Linked DNA regions of Homo sapiens: region 1 is linked to region 2. Evidence: read pairs that join two places in POLR2A ChIA-PET (ENCODE). Cell type or tissue: Caco-2. All regions are shown on one strand. Links, peaks and the distances in the headings refer to the core of each region. The heading gives the core; the rest is flanking DNA. Region 1 has its middle 87 kb from the start of LPGAT1-AS1. Region 2 overlaps DTL (denticleless E3 ubiquitin protein ligase adapter).

Region 1 (2,808 bases), core at 125-2,624, 130 kb before region 2:
AATCATTTTCATTTTTTACTTGAATGAGTCTGAGTCACAATCCACCTTTTCCAGGGATTATCTCATTTTAAGCTTTTTCTTTTTTTTTGAGACAGAGTCTCGCTCTGTCACCAGGCTGGAGTGCAGTGGTGTGATCTTGGCTCACTGCAACCTCCACCTCCTGAGTTCAAGCGATTTTTCTGCCTCAGCCTCCTAAGTAGCTGGGACTACAGACACACACCACCACACACAGCTAATTTTTGTATTTTTAGTAGAGACGAGATTTCACCATGCTGGCCAGGATAGTCTCGATCTCTTGACCTAGTGATCCACCCGCCTCGACCTCCCAAAGCGCTGGCATTACAGGTGTGAGCCACAACACCCAGCCTCATTTTAAGCTTTTTCTTACGCCACGTTGCAACCTGAAAGGCTTTGTCCACTGGACAAAGCATCAACAGACACTTAGAATACAGAGGGCTCTTTTTTAGCCCTTTGCAATCACATGACGTCCAAGGGCTTGTCACTGAACCAATGTAACTATCTAGCACAAGAGCAGAAAGGAATCAAATCCAACACTCTCATTGTATAGATGAGGAAACCAAGGAACAGTGAAGTCAAGCAACTTTCCCAAGGTCATTACCAGAACAAGAAAGGAAGACACCTTCTACAAGGAAAGAGTATACAGATGGTACATTTTAGGAAGGGCACGGCCTGTGGAAGGTGCTAATTTCTAGATGCTACTTTAGAGTATGACTTTGATTGATTACTTGCAAAAGTAGACCTATGCTTGTTAGTTATGCCTCTTTCACCTGCTACTCCTCCACAGTTGGTCAAGACCAAGCCCTAGTCATCCTTATTGATTGAATTAGGAGCAAAATCTAGGTTCTAGTCCTCCTAATTCTACTACTTACAAGTTGCCTCACCTTAGGAACGCCATTTAACTGCTGTCTCCTTATTTTCCCAGTCTGGCCTTGTCCTCACCGTTGTGGGGTATCAGGCAAGATAAAGCACACAAAGTCTCTCTGCATGCCGGAGAGCATTTTGCAGCATGAGGAGATGTTTTCTGCCCCACCTATGTACTAGAATCCTCCAAGGAGCCCGTAATGTGAGTGTAGGGGTCAGGGGCAGGCTGGTGACTGGATGCTTTTGTTTAAGTTCCACCAGTGATTTTGATGCACATCCAAATGTGGAAACCACTGACAAAGTACAAAAGACAAACAGGAGAAGAGAAATAAATTGTGAGCTAAAGATGCAGGCATGTTTTAAGCTCTCTTTAGAGTGGATAACTAAGGGCCAACTTAGAGAACAATTAAATTGCCCATCTTTTTCAAGGTACCTGAAACCCTAATCTCAAGTCCCTTTTTTCTTCCTGGAAAAGATGTATATGACTTCAATTACATTACTTTTCTTACCTAGCAATCTAAACACACACTGAAGATTTCACACGCACACACACACACACACACACACACACACACACACACTTCGTGAATCATCTCTGCCTGGTTGCATGCTGAAGTCAGATTCCGAGTAATGTCTGTTATTCTTTAACCTCTGAGTAATCACTCTGGCCCTGGTCTGCTCTTTATCGTCCAGGAAAACAATCTGATCAAGCCTTGGATGATGGATTCATAGTTGCTCAAGTCTCCAGAGTGCTGTATAAACCAGACTATTAATTTATTCCATGGGGATATTCTGTGAAAGTCCTACTTCTCCTTTTTAATAATTGAGTGGCCTCGAGCAAGTCACTCAATCTCTCTAGGTCTCTAAGATGATTATGATCACTAAGCATCACTCTTTACAAAGTATTTCCTTCTTTGTGACATCTCTCTTTAAAATGTCAGTTGAATGTTCTCAGAAACTTGTTGCAGTGGGCATAACATTAAAGAAAATGGGTAAGAATGAGAACAATGAATTTAAGGAACATTTCATTCAGTCCATGGGACACCAGAGTGGACAGCTGTGACTTGTGTCTGCTCAGCACTTCTTCTGCTCTTCAGGGGACAGAACTTCCTTCCATGGGGGAACTGCTCCTTTCTTCTTCCACCTGGTTGTGAGGAGGCTGCTGATCAAAGGACCCTGGCCTCCTCTTCTTCGGCCACAGGGGTGGGCATGTGACCCTGATTCAACCGTAATAACAACCTACTCACCTAGCCACAGTGATTGATCTGGGAATTCATCCAAGGATCAATCTGAAAAGAGAGAGAGAGAGAGAAAAGAAGAAAGAAAGAAAGAAAGAAAGAAAGACAGAAAGAAAGAAAGAAAGAAAGAAAAGAAAGAAAGAAAGAAAGACGGAAGGAAGGAAGGAAAGAAAGGAAGGAAGGAAGAAAGGAAGAAAGAAAGAAGGAAGGAAAGAAAGAAGAACAAGAAAGAAAGGAAGAAGGAAAGAAAGAAGAAAAGAAAGAAAGAGAGAGAAAGAAAAAGAAAGAAAGAAAGAAAAAGAAAAAGAAAGAAAGAAAGACAAAGAAAGAAAGAAAAAGAAAAAGAAAGAAACAAAGGGAAAGAAAGAAAAAGCAAGCCAGGGATTTTTCTAAATTAAGCTTGTAGGGAAAAGTATCTTCCCTTTCTGGTCAAGGCGCTTTATCAATATGACCCCATGTGCCACATGAGAAGGCTGGGAGGACAAGGCCACCAGCCAGAAGGAAGAAGAAATGAGGCAGTGAGAGACAGAGATGGAAACAAGGAAAGGGTCTGTGGTGTCGAGTTCCCAGGTCTGACTCTTCCTGGCGTCATCTGGCAATTGTTCTTTTGATTCCTCGAGCTACCCCAGAGCTTTCCCCAAAAGTCACTCTCTCTTTTTTTCTCACTTAGGTCAGTTTGTTTTAGAAT
Region 2 (2,808 bases), core at 139-2,638:
TCTCTACTAAAATTGCAAAAAATCAGCTGGGCGTGGTGGCGCACCCCTGTAATCCCAGCTACTTGGGATGCTGAGACAAGAGACTCACTTGAACCTGAGAGGCAGAGGTTGCAGTGAGCCAAGATCGTGCCATTGCATTCTAGCCTGGGTGACAGTGAGACTTCATCTCCAAAAAAAAAAAAAAAAAAGAAATAGAAGTATTTGTCTCCACCCATAATAGTTTGAGAGGAAAGAAAAAGTTGTGACAAGGAAATTTAAAACTAATAGACTCCTTATAAAAATTAGCCGGGCATGGTGGTGCATGCCTGTAGTCCCAGCTACTGGGGAGGCTGATGCAAGAGAATCGCTTGAACCTGGGAGGCGGAAGTTGCAGTGAGCTGAGATCACGCCACTGCATTCCTGCCTAGGTGACATAGCGAGACTGTCTCTCAAAAACTAATAGACTATTACATAGTCATGATTGTGGTAAAAATAAGTAAATAAAAATATGGTTAAAAAAACTAATAGACTCAGCCTGCTGGCAGCCTACATCATCATATGCCTTTGTTTGCCATTGGCCAGTACCACTCTTGTTTTAAGTACTACCCTCGATTTAGCCCTTCTCTAAATAAGAGATTATCTGAAGAAAATTTTGGTGGTTTTGAGTAAGCTTAAAAATTTTTGTAGCTAGGCATGGTGGCTCACGCCTGTAATCCCAGCACTTTGGGAGGCTGAGGTGGGTGGATCACTTGAGGTCAGGAGTTCGAGAGCAGCCTGACCAGCATGGTGAAACCCCATCTCTAGTAAAAATACAAAATTAGCTGGGCGTGGTGGCGCATGCCTGTAATCCCACCTACTTGGGATGCTGAGGCAGGAGAATCACTTGAACCCAGGAGGTGGAGGTTGCAGTGAGCCAAACTGCACTATTGCACTCCAGTCTGGGTGACAGAGCAAGACTCCGTCTGAAAAAAAAAAAAAAAATTGTGTTACTCTATATATTTTTTTCTTTATTTCTGCTTTAGCTCCCAATATGGAACATGTACTAGCAGTTGCCAATGAAGAAGGCTTTGTTCGATTGTATAACACAGAATCACAAAGTTTCAGAAAGAAGTGCTTCAAAGGTAAGTCTAGGTCTACAATTTTTGTTTTAACATTTAAAAAACTTTACACATCCTCAAGTATATTATTATTTGAACACATTCTGTTTTAGTCTGTCTTCTGTTGCTATAAAGGAATAACTGAGACTGGGTAGTTTATATAGAAAAAGTTTACTTGGTGTGTGATTCTGCTGGCTAGAATAGTAGACATCTGGTGAAGGCCTCAGGCTGCCCCCACTCCTGGCAGAAGGCAAAGAGGAGCCCATGAATACAGAGGTCACATGGCAAGAGAAGGGTGTACTACCAAGCTCTTTTTTAACAATCAGCTCTCCAGGGAACTAATAGAGTGAGAACTCACTCATCTTTTCACCTCTTAGGGAGGGCGTTAATCTGTTCATGAGGGATCCACCCCCATGACCCAAATGCCTCCCATTAGGTCCCACTTCCAACTTTGGGGATTAAATTATAACATGAGATTTGGGAAGGGACAAACATCTGTAGTATATATAACACATTCCCAATGATATTAACTTCTGATTAAGTCTTTTTAGGGACCAGATTAGATGTGAATGGTGGACTGCCTATCTGTCAATAACTGTTAACTGTGACAATGCCTTTACTCAAAGTTAAGAAAAATACTTTTTAGGATTAAAAACAATTCTTCAAAAAGTTAAATCTTTAACACTTAATGTGATTAGAGAAGTGTTGCTTTAAAATACTTATATTAATCAAGCATTTTTCATGTTTAAAGCAAAGTTCTAACCTTAAGAAGCTGATAATTTGGAACCCATAAGTCAAGTGTTGAAATAACTGAAATAAAACAAAGACTATAAATGATGTAGAAGTAGAAAGAAAACACACTGGTGTCAAAGAGAAAGCTCTCATGTAGTAAAGAAGGCTAGGAAAACTTACGAAGCATGGGGCATTTGAGTTGGATTATGGTATTTAGACCAGTGGAAATGGAAGGGGGCACTCCAGGTGACGGGAAAAGCATTAGCAAAGGTCTAGAGATAGAAAAGCATAGGATATAATAGGAAGTGACCAATTTGTTTGGAATAAGGTATCGAGAACAGTGAGAGATGAGGCTTGCAACCAAGATAAAGACTAAAGAATGCAAAATGTTGAATGTCAAACTAAAGTATTTTACATTCCATTCAGAGAGCATCATGAAGTTCTTTTTGTTTTTGGTTTTGTTGTTGTTGTTGTTGTTGTTGTTGTATTTTTGGTAGAGATGGGGTTTCACCACATTAGCCAGGCTGGTTAACTCCTGGCCTCAAGTGATCTGCCTGTCTTGGCCTCCCAAAGTGCTGGGATTACAGGTGTTAGCCACTGTGCCCAGCCAGTATCATGAAGATTTTTGAACTGGAATATATTTCAGAAAGATTCCATTGTAGAGAATATATTACTAGTGAACTCATGGAAAGGAATTTGACATCAGATGGTAGTAGTTCTCATGTGGTAATTAAGGGAATGTGTAATTTCTGTGAGTCCACAAATTCTCTTTGCTCATGCCAAAGGGTGCTGACTACTGATTTTTTATGTGTGCATCTTTATTTTTATTATTTTAAGTTCCAGGGTACATGTGCAGGACATGCAGGTTTGTTACGTAGGTAAACATGTGCCGTGGTGGTTTGCTGCACATACCAACCCATCACCTAGGTATTAAGCCCAGCATGCATTAGCTATTTTTCCTGATGTTCTCCCTCTCCATGCTCCCCCTCAAGAGGCCCCA

The links. ChIA-PET counts read pairs that join two places held together with the same protein. Peaks named below come from ENCODE experiments on the same cell type or tissue, not always from the same donor. Only the 100,000 strongest peaks of a DNase experiment are listed, where the experiment ranks them.
Region 1: POLR2A ChIA-PET joins it to region 2 with 5 read pairs; 7 of 35 experiments call an interaction of 5 or more read pairs at or near these places.

Annotation. Positions count from the first base shown.
Region 1 is chr1:211,916,628-211,919,435 of GRCh38, forward strand. No RefSeq gene overlaps it. Among named protein-coding and RNA genes, the nearest start is that of LPGAT1-AS1, 87 kb to the left of the region's middle. RefSeq lists an enhancer at 17-186. In Caco-2, for the core only: no CTCF peak of the experiment used is centred there; a DNase peak (open chromatin) is centred at 1,474.
Region 2 is chr1:212,043,659-212,046,466 of GRCh38, forward strand. DTL (denticleless E3 ubiquitin protein ligase adapter) reads left to right here. Exons shown (of 15, transcript NM_016448.4): 3 at 1,002-1,100. Among named protein-coding and RNA genes, the nearest start is that of DTL, 9.3 kb to the left of the region's middle. In Caco-2, for the core only: no CTCF peak of the experiment used is centred there; no DNase peak of the experiment used is centred there.